4 separate regions of the Homo sapiens genome follow, and all the other regions are linked to region 1. The links are chromatin contacts, found by Hi-C or POLR2A ChIA-PET in ENCODE. All regions are on one chromosome and are shown on one strand. The core of a region is the stretch at or near the end of the contact, and the rest is flanking DNA. Distances in the headings are between cores, read along the strand shown.

The links. A loop is a pair of places that touch in the nucleus more often than their neighbours do. ChIA-PET counts read pairs that join two places held with the same protein, here RNA polymerase II (POLR2A). Pooled maps may share reads with other maps.
Region 2: a loop to region 1 is called in a map of naive thymus-derived CD4-positive, alpha-beta T cell, with 14 times the contacts of the local background. The contact joins the promoter of BTBD8 here to the promoter of TGFBR3 in region 1. A Hi-C loop is called at or near these places in 1 of 168 maps with a recorded cell type or tissue (naive thymus-derived CD4-positive, alpha-beta T cell) and 6 of 50 pooled maps. POLR2A ChIA-PET finds 5 or more read pairs at or near these places in 1 of 52 experiments (activated CD4-positive, alpha-beta memory T cell).
Region 3: a map of ascending aorta shows a loop between it and region 1 (6-fold over the local background). The contact joins the enhancer-like site here to the promoter of TGFBR3 in region 1. A Hi-C loop is called at or near these places in 1 of 168 maps with a recorded cell type or tissue (ascending aorta), 1 of 37 single-sample maps with no recorded cell type and 8 of 50 pooled maps. POLR2A ChIA-PET finds 5 or more read pairs at or near these places in 3 of 52 experiments (HepG2, WTC11 and activated T-cell).
Region 4: a map of naive thymus-derived CD4-positive, alpha-beta T cell shows a loop between it and region 1 (4-fold over the local background). The contact joins the promoter of EPHX4 here to the promoter of TGFBR3 in region 1. A Hi-C loop is called at or near these places in 1 of 168 maps with a recorded cell type or tissue (naive thymus-derived CD4-positive, alpha-beta T cell). POLR2A ChIA-PET finds 5 or more read pairs at or near these places in 1 of 52 experiments (GM10248).

What each region holds. Positions count from the first base shown.
Region 1 is chr1:91,884,900-91,887,921 of GRCh38, forward strand. TGFBR3 (transforming growth factor beta receptor 3) reads right to left here and starts at 1,252. Exons shown (of 17, transcript NM_003243.5): 1 at 979-1,252. RefSeq lists enhancers at 60-823, 824-1,586 and silencers at 729-938, 949-1,028, 1,379-1,518.
Region 2 is chr1:92,078,899-92,081,880 of GRCh38, forward strand. It overlaps BTBD8 (BTB domain containing 8), which reads left to right and starts at 1,447. Exons shown (of 18, transcript NM_001376131.1): 1 at 1,447-1,822. The coding sequence starts at 1,674. RefSeq lists an enhancer at 2,720-2,982.
Region 3 is chr1:91,650,191-91,653,301 of GRCh38, forward strand. No RefSeq gene overlaps it. Among named protein-coding and RNA genes, the nearest start is that of CDC7, 150 kb to the left of the region's middle. Within about 2 kb of position 1,606, at least 17 of the 41 ENCODE cell types and tissues checked have a DNase peak (open chromatin) inside an H3K27ac peak, as active enhancers do; they include ascending aorta, where a contact is called at or near this core.
Region 4 is chr1:92,028,433-92,031,396 of GRCh38, forward strand. It overlaps EPHX4 (epoxide hydrolase 4), which reads left to right and starts at 1,553. Exons shown (of 7, transcript NM_173567.5): 1 at 1,553-1,878. The coding sequence starts at 1,648. It overlaps LOC124904218 (a long non-coding RNA gene), which reads right to left and starts at 1,955. Exons shown (of 2, transcript XR_007066222.1): 1 at 933-1,955. RefSeq lists an enhancer at 1,252-1,753.

The sequences.
Region 1 (3,022 bases), core at 2-2,501:
CTCAGAATACGCCTGGTTCCCCAGCACAGCCTGTCACTCCTACTATCCTCTGCCCTCGCCGCTCCTATCCTGCCACCGCAGGGCTAGCGGCAAGCAGCGCTAACCTCCGTGCGGTGCTTACTCGGTGCCAAGCACTGTTGTAGCACCTCACACACATTAAATCATTAGATGCTCACAGCAACTTTACGGGGCAAGTACTACTATCCTCACTTCACAGCTAGGGAAATGGAACGGTTTTCTTCTTCCAGCTTTTCGTGAGGACACCAAATCCACTAAGTTCTACTTTGCCAAGGTAATTCATGCTTGACACGTCGGCTCCTGACACTATGCGATTCTGCAAAGCGGGGCAAATGCCCTAATAAGATCAAGTCTGCAAGCAGATTCTTCTAGCGACAGTCCAAGATTTCCAAGTTTGTCCTAACCAAATGAATACAAGAAGAGAGCCTTCAAAATAAACCGGGGCGGGGGGGGGCCGAGCTGCAGCTTGCGGCTCAGCCCGCAAGGCACCCTGAGGGCGCGGCCAGCGGGGAACGCAAACCGCGTCCGTGCACGAGTCCGGGAGCCACAGCCTGGGCCACGGCAATTGACTGCGAACCCACAACAAACCATTCCCACCGAAGCTGTCACGCGCCCGGAGGGAAGTGGCCGCCGCGCCCCGCAGGGGTCAGAAGGACCCGCGGAGAGGAAGAGTGAGGGCGGGCGTGGAGAATTCCTCCCCAGCACTGCGCATCGCCGGGGGCACTGCCTGCCCCGTGCGGCCGCTGCCCACGCACCGCTGGCCACCGGTGCCTGCTCCCCGGAGGGTAAACACCGCCCCACCAGCGCCTCCCTCCCAAGGCCGGAGGTCCTGGCGGCTGGAGCGACCCTGGCCGGTAAGTAGGCACTGGCAGCCCGCGCCGCGCCGACGGGCACCCGCGCAGCCTGCAGAGCCCACAGCCCGGGCGGGCTGCAGCGCCGCGGGGCTGGGCCGGCACGTACCTCGGAGGCGGTGTGTCCAGCGGAGATCCACCCGCAGCAAGTTGGAGGAAAGCGGCGGCAAGTTTCCCCGCCCAGCGCTCGGCGGCGGCGAGCTCCGGCAGCTGCTGCGCCGCGGCAAAACTACGCCATCCGGACCCGCTGGGGACTCTCACCTCCTGCAGGGAGCTCCGGGAATCGCGCAGGGAAAGTGGCCGGGGCGCGAGAGCCGCCGACTGCCCTCCTTCACTCGCTGGGAAGAGGAAAGTGCCGCTCGGCGTCCCCGAAACCCTCGATTACCCCCATCAGGCCGACCCGGCGCACTCGCCCTCCCTCGCACACACGCGGGCGGGGACGGGCAGGACGCCACAGCAATCAGCGCGCGGGGGGAAGGGCGCTCCTCCGCCGGCCCCACCGGGGGCTCTCGGCCGCCCAGAAACTCCTCCTCCCGCCTCCCGCCTCCCGCCTCCTCTCTCCTCCCCCTTTGCCTCCGCGGCTGATGGATGAGCCCCGAATGCTGCTCGAGCCTGTGCTTCCCTTCGGGACGAGGAGGCCGAGAGAGAAGGGGCTAGGGGCGCGGCCGGGCTCAGCGTGCCCGGGTTGGGGCGGCCCCTGTCCTGGGGGAAGCGCGAGGGAGACGTGGGCACGAGCTGCGGGGACTCGCTCCCTCAAACGAGGTCCTTTGAACTTTCCAGGGCTCCCTGGAAGAGTTGGATTTTCATTTGGTTCCTTGGTCTTTATATAAAAGTTCTGAAACCTCAGATAATCTGATCACAGCCTCTTGCCCTCTCCCCAGCAGAGCTCCCCCATGCACACATTCATTCTGTCCCTGTGCTTTTTCCCAACCTCCGGTCCCGCTTGTTGTCACGCTCTGATGGTGGGCGCCGGCGGAGTCTTGCCTCTTCCCCTCCAGCAGCTGAGACTGCATTACCCAGCCGTTCCCCCTGCTAGCTAAATAAATTAATACAAATAATGGAGCTAGGTCAGCATTACCGGCGTTACCCGGAGGTGGGCGCGATATGAACGACAGTCTCGGCGGGGCAACGTCCTAAGTACCTGTGCCTGTGCGACGTCCTAAGTACCTGTGCCTGTGAAGTACACGCTGCAGAAGTTGAACTGCTGGCACCAGAACACCACTCTGATACTCTTGCTTACACCCAGTTTTTCTTATTAAAAAGTATACTTAAGTAACAGGACATTGTTTTACAAACAGGCAGGTGAAATGACCGTGGACTGACAGGTTTCAAAGACCAGACTTCCAGTCCTGACTACTGTGCGACCTTCCACAAATGGCTAACGGCTAATACCCGTCAAGGCTCAGTTCAAATGAAGGGCTTGGCCTAGAAGGCTTCTTCCAGTTCTAAAGGGCTATGGACCTATGCCTTTTTTTTTTTTTTTTTTTTTTTTTTTGAGATGGAGTCTCGCCCTGTCGCCCAGGCTGGAGTGCAGTGGCACAATCTCAATCTCAGCTCGCTACAACCTCCGCTTCTCAGGCTCAAGCGATTCTCCCACCTCAGCCTCCTGAGTAGCTGGGATTACTGACAAATGCCACCACGCCCAGCTAACTTTTTGTATTTTTTGTAGAGGGGGTTGGCAGGGCGGGGGTCTCACTTAGTTGCCCAGGCTGGTCTCAAACTCCTGAGCTCAAGAGATTCGCCTGCCTTGGCCTCCCAAAGTGCTGGGATTAGAGGCGTTAGCCGCTGCACCTGGCTCAATCCTAGGCTTTTAATATGTTGGAGAGTAGAATGAGGAGGCTTCTTATGACATGTTATTTGGAAAGTTATTGAGAGAACAGGAAATATTTCTCGTCCTCTTCCTCTTGTACCTATAGGCAGAGAATCCACCCAATTGCAGAATTGGAGATTCATTCACAAAGGTCAAATGTCATCAGTCACCTGAATTACTGCAAAAATCTCCTCACTGAACCATTTTTTTCCTTACCAATATTCATTGAGCACTGACTATGGGAGAGCCCTGAGTCAGGCATTGGGAATACAAGTAGGCATAATATTCTGAAGGAATAAACAGTCCAGATGGAGCTAGCCTCTGCTTTTATAAAGTCTAAGTT
Region 2 (2,982 bases), core at 197-2,696, 190 kb after region 1:
TGATATATGACATTGTGTGACCTTGGCCAAGTTTACCTATCCTTTGTATGCCTCAGCTTCCTCATCTGTAAATAGGTCTGAAGACAGTACCTAGCTAAATGGTTGTTGTAAGGATTAACTGAGTTAAAACACACAGAGCAAATAGAGTAGCGTTTATCACATAATAAGGATTCAAATATAAGCTACTATTATGTTATCTTTGACACCCCTCGTTTCTACAGGAATAATTAAGAATCAATTATCCATCCAAGCATTTGGGAATTAATTTTAAAAAATCAATTATCCAGTTATATTTTTCAGAATTAAGATGTCTGAATATTTGAGAGGGGGCATTATCTGAAGAAATGGTTACCTCTTGGCCAATCTTATGGTACAAATACAAAGTCCATATATTCCCCTCCCCGCCTCCTTTTTTTTTTTTTTTGTTTGGTAGAGACAGGGTCTCCTTATGTTGCCCAGGCTGGTCTCTAATTCCTGGGCTCAAGTGATCCTCCCGCCTTGGCTTCCCAAAGTGCTGGGATTACAGGTGTGAGCCACCGCAACCTGGCCAATGTATTTTCCAAGCAATTACTATTCTTCACCTTGTGTGTAGAGTTTGTGAATGAAACAGATTTTTTTTTTTTTTTTTTTTTTTGAGACAGGGTCTTGCTGTGCTGTTCAGGCTGGAGTGCAGTGGTGCAATCATGGCTCACTGCAGCCTCGACCTCCCGGGCTCAAGCCATCATTCCGCCTCGCTTCCCAAGTAGATGGGACTTGCCCGGCCCGAAGCGGAACTACTGAGTTTCCTTATTTTGGAGGCAGTAATCAAATAAAAAATACCAAAACCTTAAATGATAATCAGTTTGCTACTTTATTTGGGACAAAAGAGAATTCTATATTTCATCCATCCATCACTTCACTGCTCAAAGACTTTGCCCCTTACCTATTTCTCCCTTCTTGGTCATAAATGTTAGGGCTTTATATGCAAAGCCCTGTGCTTTCTCCGATCAAGTCCAAAAGCTTGTATGAGCCACTCCTTGGATAAGAAGGGGATGGGGCCTTCTAGATGCTGTAAGTATCTCTTATATTGAACTCAGAATTGTTCTGACTGGCAGTTTATGAAGTTCTTCCCCTACTCCTCCCATCGCCAATTTTTCTTGCCCCAAACATTTATACCTCAGGGTTAAGAAGCCAGGTAAGTGAGGGGGTGTGACTCGCCCAGTCTTTCGTTGGAAAAAAGTGTAGACCTGTCAGGAAGACACAGCATAGAAAGGCTGCATGTGCTGATTTGAACTCGAGCCTCAGTAAAACATTGAAATGAATGAACACCAACCGGAAGGGAAAGAAGAGGGGAGGGGATAAGGAGCCTGAGGATTGGTTTGCCCCGCGGGATGGTCCGCGCCTGAGCCATGGGAGGCGGGGTGCCCGCCGGCAGAAGTAAACAGAGCGAGTACGCCTGCGCACGCTCTTCCTGGGTCAAGAGCCGGCTCGGTTCTGGGATTCTGAGGCTCCCCACCGCGGTCCGGCTTCTCTGGGAGACTGTCTACAAACCGACGAGAGGCGTCAACCTTTTACCCTAGGGGGCGGATTTGGGTAGGAGCCGAGCGTTCGGTCGGAAACGCCCCCTTCTTCCTCCTGGGCGGGGCAAGTGAGGCCAAGTACTGGGCCTCCAGGGCGTCGTACCTCTGTGAGACATGGCTCGCTGTGGGGAAGGCAGTGCGGCCCCCATGGTACTTCTGGGGTCCGCTGGAGTTTGCAGTAAGGGGTTGCAAAGGAAGGGGCCGTGTGAGCGGCGCCGGCTGAAGGCGACGGTGTCGGAGCAGCTCAGCCAGGATTTGCTCAGGTAGGAGGAGGCGGGAACTCTGGCTGCTTCAGTTCCTAAATCGCCCACCTCCGCCCCGAAGCTGAGGCTTCTTTCGGCTCTGCCTCCCCCTCCCTCAGCACTTGGTTCTCCTCGCCTCAGGCGACTGCGGGTCGTTAGCCAGTCTCCCCACTATTCCGAAAAGTGGCTTCGCTCGCCCTGAATAAACAATCCCGAGCACCTCGACACCATGTACCAGATTCAAAAGGAAAACAAAAAAAGCTTAGTCGTGTGCAGCACTAGTTTGCTAGAAATATCTCAACACAGGCACGCTTAGTTGTTTCCAATCACTAAGGTCGGGTGGATCCAGGTCCTGAAACTTACACAATTTTTAAAATAAGCTTATACTATTTTAAGAAAAATAATAAAATTAGGAAAACGATTATTTGAAATGAGGAAAGAACAATACTATAGTCTTGGAGGTCTCTTCTGAGGTCTCTTTAAACAATTTACCAGAAATGCTTCCTGATTGCGACCTGGATTCCTCTCTCCACCTAGAGCTCTCTGTAGCTCCCAGCAACTCTCAGCTCCTGTGAGGACCAAAGCAAATGGAGGGTCTTCCTGACATTTAACCTTTGTAAGCCTCATGGATATCCTTCTCGGGTTATTGGGAATCCAGCTAAAGTAATTTCAGCTTACAAAGAAATTGAAGCTTAGAAATATGACCTAGCTAATTTACATTTCCAGCAAGACATTGATTCTTAAACTTGGGTGGGCATCACTGAAATTTTCCATTTCTAACAAGGCCCCAAGTGATGCTAATGCTGCTGGCTAGGGTGACTATGAGAACCACTGAGGTAAACATAATTACTAATAATTAAAAGTTGTGCAGCATTCTACTTTTTTTTTTTTGGAGACGGAGTCTCGCTCTGTCGCCCAGGCTGGAGCGCCGTGGCGCGATCTCGGCTCACTGCAACCTCCACCTCCCGGGTTCAAGCCATTCTCCTGCCTCAACCTCCCGAGTAGCTGGGATTACAGGCACGCGCCACCACGCCCGGCTAATTTTTGTATTTTTAGTAGAGACGGGATTTCATCATGTTGGCCAGGCTAGTCACGAACTCGTGACCACAAGTGATCCGCCCGCCTCGGCCTCCCAAAATGCTGGGATTACAGGCGTGAGCCACTGCGCCCAGCCAGGATTC
Region 3 (3,111 bases), core at 356-2,855, 230 kb before region 1:
AATAAGAAGCACTACTACTAACGCTTATATCTTAGGGACTTTTTACAGTTCTGTGATGTTGTAGCTCATTTTATCTTTACAACAGTCTTATGAGTTGGGTGCTTATTCATATTTTATAGATGAGGAAACTGAGGCACAGGAAACTTACCCAAGTCGATTCAGCTAGGAAGTGGCAATGCCGGAGTCTAAATCCAGACAGTCTAAATTTGGCATCCATGCTCTCAACCATGACAAGAGAAAAGCTGCCTCCCCTCTCATTTCCTGATCTCACCGATTCACCACCTACCCCAAGTTGCTAGAAAAACAATTCATCTTTTTTGATAGAAGAATATTCCTGTCAAGGCAGGATTCCCAGCTGTATTTGGTCTCATAGCTCAGGTAGAACAAAAGTGAGGTGAGGAAGAGAGCTGGGAGGGAGAAAGGCCCAGTGTCTGGGATGGTCCTTATATCCCCTTCCCTTGACAAACACATTCCCAGAAAGAATCAGTATAGAGGAAAAAGGGAGAGAACAGAAAAACTGCAGATAGGTCCAACTGACTGTCCCTCCCTGGAGAGTGGTCCCCTCCAGGCCTGGTGGCAGGCACTCTGTGGCCTGCATTCCAAAGATGGGCTTTGGTTTTTGGACCCAGGAAGAAGGGGCCAATATGCATCAGGGATCAAGTCAGAGTCAGTGACTCAGCCCACACAAGGCCCAGAGGTTCAGTAACACATCACAAGATGCTGAGACATGTCTCAAACACTTGCCAGCTGAGTCCATCTGGAACATGAGTTCTGAGCAGAAAAGAGCAGGGAGATGAGGGGAGGAGCCCTGGATGTGCTAGTCAGTGAGAACTGACTCAGAGGTGACTTCCAAGGCCAACCTGGGGTGATCTGGCTGAGTCTCGGACCAGTCTCAAGTGCTGTGGAAGGTCATGAGAGTGGCAAGGCTGAACCTCAAGACCAGTTTCCCAAGCAGGGAGGAGAGGGTGACTCCAACACTGCCTAGCCTCTCCCATGCCGTCCCTTTCTGGTCTCACTCAGGCCAGGGAGGACTGTTTTCCCAGGATGGCCCACCCTGAAATGTAGGAGGCAAAAGAAAGGAGCGCTATCAAAAATCCCTGGGGCAGTCTTGTTGCCACTTCTCTGAATCCTTTCAAAGGAAAAGAGCTCATAAGCAAGGCCATGAAATTGTTCCCACTTGTATAAGCAGAATTCTCACACTTGTGACTATTGAGCTTGTGATGTGAAATTACTTGTTCCATGTCTGTCTTTCCCACCGGGCAGTAACTGTTACCAGGGAAGGGACCAGGCTGGTCTTGTTCACTTGTGCCTAGGAGAGTGCCTGGTACACAGCTGGTGCTCAACACATATGTGTTGGGTGATAAACTGTGCATGGACGCTGGTCTTCTTCTAGCCCTTAGTTAGGAATTAGTATGAACAAGACCTCTTCCCACCCTTCTTTACCGGACCAGCCTGCAGATGCTCTTGCTCCCCTCTCCCCCGTCCACCAGGGCCTCATTTTGCATTTGCAGAGCCGGCAATTAAAACTCCCCCAGAAACTTTCTAAGAGCCAGAGGCCAGGTCACGTGGCTTGGGCCACCGCATGGAGCCTGGGCCTCCTCTGGCCCCAGTTGCAGCTCAGGTGTCAGAGGCTGGGCTGGGGGTGGGGGCTGGACTGGGAGGGCAAGATTTCTAGGAATCACTGGGGGCCTGAATTACTCAGATGAAGAATTTGAGAAGTTGATTCAGCTTTTGGGAGGAAATGTCAGTAACTAGGGGAAAAACAACTGGGATGAAGGGCGAGCTCCCTGGCTATGGGAAAGTGTGCTGGCTCCAAGTCAAACTGGCTCTCATCCAGATTTTTATTTCTGGTGTTTGGTGGTTACATAAAAAAAGCTTATAAACTTAACTCCAGTTAGAAAAAAATACAACTATTTCTAATATTGATCCTGGATAATCCCTTCAAACCTGTCAGGGAGACCACCCGGTGTGAAGGGAGGTGGGGGCCCAGTAGGTGACAACTTAGGGAGGGCTGGGGCCAAGGAGGCTCTGGGGCTGCTTGATTTGGAACAGCACCTTCTCCATGCAGGATGCCTGTTTTACTGGTCACCTGGCTGCTTCCTATAGGATTTTAAGGACCAAGGGACAAAAAGTTAATGTACAGGCGTGCAGCCTCCAGCAGTGATTCCTAGCCTTTCTAGAGTGCTCCCATGCTCACATTTGTATCTGATATTTGGTGACTCTTCCTCTCTGGGCAGAAATAATAGGTTAGTGTATATTTTTCAAGTGGAAATGAATTAAAATAATTTTATCAGATTGATAAAAGCATGACAAATACCAAATAGAGGAATTAACGAAGTATATGAATGGACAGTTCACTATAGGAAAACAAATGCCAAATGAATGTGTGCAAAGATGTTCATCCCCAACAGTCGCCAAAGAAATGCAATCAAAACAAGGTACTATTTTGTGACTTTCAGATTAAAAGGACTAGAAAGAAATAATATCGTTTTTCAGTTTTAACTCTTGGAAGACCAGCAAGTCAACTGGAAGACCACTAGGCCTGAGGCCTCAGTCCGATGACTGGTCACCATATTCTCATATAAAAAGCATAGAGAGACAGAGTTCTTCCCAAATGCCTACAATAACCAGTTAGAAAATACAATGGGAAAAAAATTCCTTTCACAATAGCAACAACAACAACAAAATTTTAAATGCCCAGGAATTAATAAATTAATATAACAAGAAATGAGGAAGCTAGATAAAGAAAGCATTCTGCCTTACTGAGAGACAAGGACATCAAAAGAGGGGCACATCTAAAAATATCCGGATGAGTTAAAGATTTCATTGTAAAATATCAAATTGTAAAAGTCCTAGAGGAAAAGCTAGGTAATTATGTAATTATGAGATAGGGGAGACTTTCTGTGGATGATCCCAAAAGCAGAAACCATTAGCGAAAAGTTGGATAAATATGACCTATATAAAAATTTTTAAAGATATGTTGATGAACAGCATAAACCAAACTAAAAGGCAAATAACAAACTTATAAGTACTCAGAAATTTTCTCAATGTTAGCAGAAAACATGCTGCTGGCGTTGCATTTTGTTATAGAATGTTCATTAACATCTATTC
Region 4 (2,964 bases), core at 303-2,802, 140 kb after region 1:
TTCACGAGCTAACCTGGCTAACACGGTGAAACCCCGTCTCTACCAAAAATACAAAAAACTTAGCCGGGCATGGTGGCGGGCGCCTGTAGTCCCAGCTACTCAGGAGGCTGAGGCAGGAAAATGGCGTGAACCCGGGAGGCGGAGCTTGCAGTGAGCTGAGATGGAGATCGCGCCATTGCACTCCAGTCTAGGCGACAGAGTGAGACTCCGTCTCAAAAAATAAAATAAAAAGAGTACTGAGAGAAATGTATAGGTGCTAAATGATTGCATTAGAAATTGCAAAGGTCTCAATAAGTTCCTAACTCAAGACCCTAGAAAAAAAGAGCAAAATACAGTTAACCCTCAAACAACATGTGTTTGAACTGTGTAGGTCCACTTACACATGGATTTTCTTCCACCTCTTCCCTCCCCCTCACCCCAAGACAGGAAGATCAACCTCCCTTCTTCTTTCTCCTCCTCAGCTTACCTAACCTGATGATGACAAGGATGAACACTCTTAAGATAATCCACTTCCACTTAATGAATAGTAAATGTATTTTCTCTTCCTTATGATTTTAACATTTTTCTTAATTATAAAGATACAGTATGTAATACATAAACATATGTTAATTGTTTTGGTCAGTAGTAGGCTATTAGTACTTAAGTTTGGGGGAACTCAAAAGTTATACATGGATTTTCAGATGTGAAAGGGTTCAGCAACCCTAACCCCCCGCATTGTTCAAAGGTCAATTGTATAACTCACACATGCTGAAGTAAATTCAAAATTGTACAGCCACTTTGGAAACCAGTTTGACAGTTTCTCATAAAAAATGAACACTTAATACCTGACCCGGTGATTGGGAAAAGGCTTAATGAAATTCTAACAGTGAACTGGACGATAGAAGAGGTCAGGACAAGAGTGGCCATGTCGGTGCTGAGGCTGAGATACCTACCGAGGACTGTCACTCTCACGGCTTCCAGCCCTTCGACGAACTCTCAGGTGTGTGGCCTTCTGGCCAGGCTTCTGCCGCGTCACGTTGTTGAAGCATTCGTTGTATCCCTGGGGTTGCAGCTCTCTGTAAGTTTGCTGTGGCTGAACCAGGCAAGGCATAGGCGGATTTCTACAGAAATTATGATTCCACGAAAGATTTTGAGAAGAGGAAGGCTGGTATCTTTCAGAGTGCAGAGTGATTTTGCACTCTAAAGAATCTCTTTGGGTGTAATAGCATGGAAGTTTGTCGCTGACCTGTGTCCCTGAACTATGACACACGAATATGTGGGCTTAGAAATAGTTTTGCTTGATACATTGAGAACAACAAAGAAGACTGAGTGGCGCTACCTTCTTTGGTGCCCAGGATGGTTTGGGAAAGTCTCGCCTTCATCCTCCCCCACAGTTTTGCGATTTTGAAACGGGATCTCGCTCTCCGCGGAAGACAGCCAAGCTCTGCACCCCGGCCTGGCCCGCCGCACCCCGCAGGCCCGGCTCTCCCCTGCGCGCTCCGGGCTGGGCGCGGCGCGTGTGCGGAGCCGCCGCGGTGACACGGAACGCCGGCCGCCCCGGGCCGGGGGAGGCGCGCGTCGAGAGGCGACGGCGGGCTGGCCTGGCGCGCTGCGGCGCTCGCTCACCCGCTCCCGAGGAAGGGCAGTGGGCCCCGCCGCCGCCTCCCAATGGCGAGGCTGCGGGATTGCCTGCCCCGCCTGATGCTCACGCTCCGGTCCCTGCTCTTCTGGTCCCTGGTCTACTGCTACTGCGGGCTCTGCGCCTCCATCCACCTGCTCAAACTTTTGTGGAGCCTCGGCAAGGGGCCGGCGCAGACCTTCCGGCGGCCCGCCCGGGAGCACCCTCCCGCGTGCCTGAGCGACCCCTCCTTGGGCACCCACTGCTACGTGCGGATCAAGGTGAAGGGCCGCGCGGGCCTGGCGGGAGCGGGAGGGAGCGTGACCGCCGCGAGGGTGGGGGGCTCCGGGCTTCTCCTTCCGAGACGCTGGCTCAGCGTCCCCTAGTGTCCTGGCAGGAGGGGAGGAGGGGTTGGGTCCCTGTGTGTCGTGTGTGTGTGTGTGTGTGTGTGTGTGTGAGAGAGAGAGAGAGAGAGAGAGATACAGATAAACAGCACTCGGTCTTTGCAGGCACCTTGATTGGTTTCTGAATGTGGAACTTCTCTAATCAGGGGCCTCTTATATTACTGCCCCCCGGCGCCACAACAACCCAGAATAAACCTGCTCTTTTTCCTACTGCAAGGGGAAGCTGTCTCCTGTCACCCTTTTGCCCTTTAGAGCTCAGATCAGCTGTAGAGAATTGTTCCTCGTGGCATCCTAATGTCTCAGGAGGCTGTTCTTGCCCAATTTTAGAGATAATAAGAGTAAACAGTCAGTCTTTGGGAGTCATGAGTTTATTATGATCACAGACGACTTAGGTTGCATGAAACAATAAGTAAATTGTGTGTGTTGTGGGGAGGAATGCATACTTATGAAGTCAGGGACCAAAGAAAGGAATGGAATAAAAGGTAAATCCAGCCATGCCTGCAGACGCTAATTGTTCAAGCTTCCTCACAGCCCACAAATATTCTGTTTCCTGAGGCTCCAGGTGGTGAAGGGAAATAGTTCCCGTGATACACCCTGCAGTCTGACTCACAGGCCTTTCAAACCCAGCCTCATAAGAGGGGATGTTTATGTCACCAAGTCCTTATTTCCTGTTAGGAGCTAAATTGCCCCGCAGCTGAAGTTCAGAAGGGCAAGAGAACTTCTTTCTTGCCTGGGGTCGACATGAGAATTAAATAGGTTAATATTTATAAAAACAAACACGAAAAACTTAGAACAATGCCTGATGCATAGTCAGTGCAATAAAGTATCTGTTAATTAAATCCATTGCAGTGCCCATAACATTTAATCCTCCAAGACTCACCACCAATAAAAAAAGTTATTGAACCTCTAGGAAGCCATCGTGCAGCTGAGGGTAAAGTCAGATTTGTTATCTCTGTTCAACCT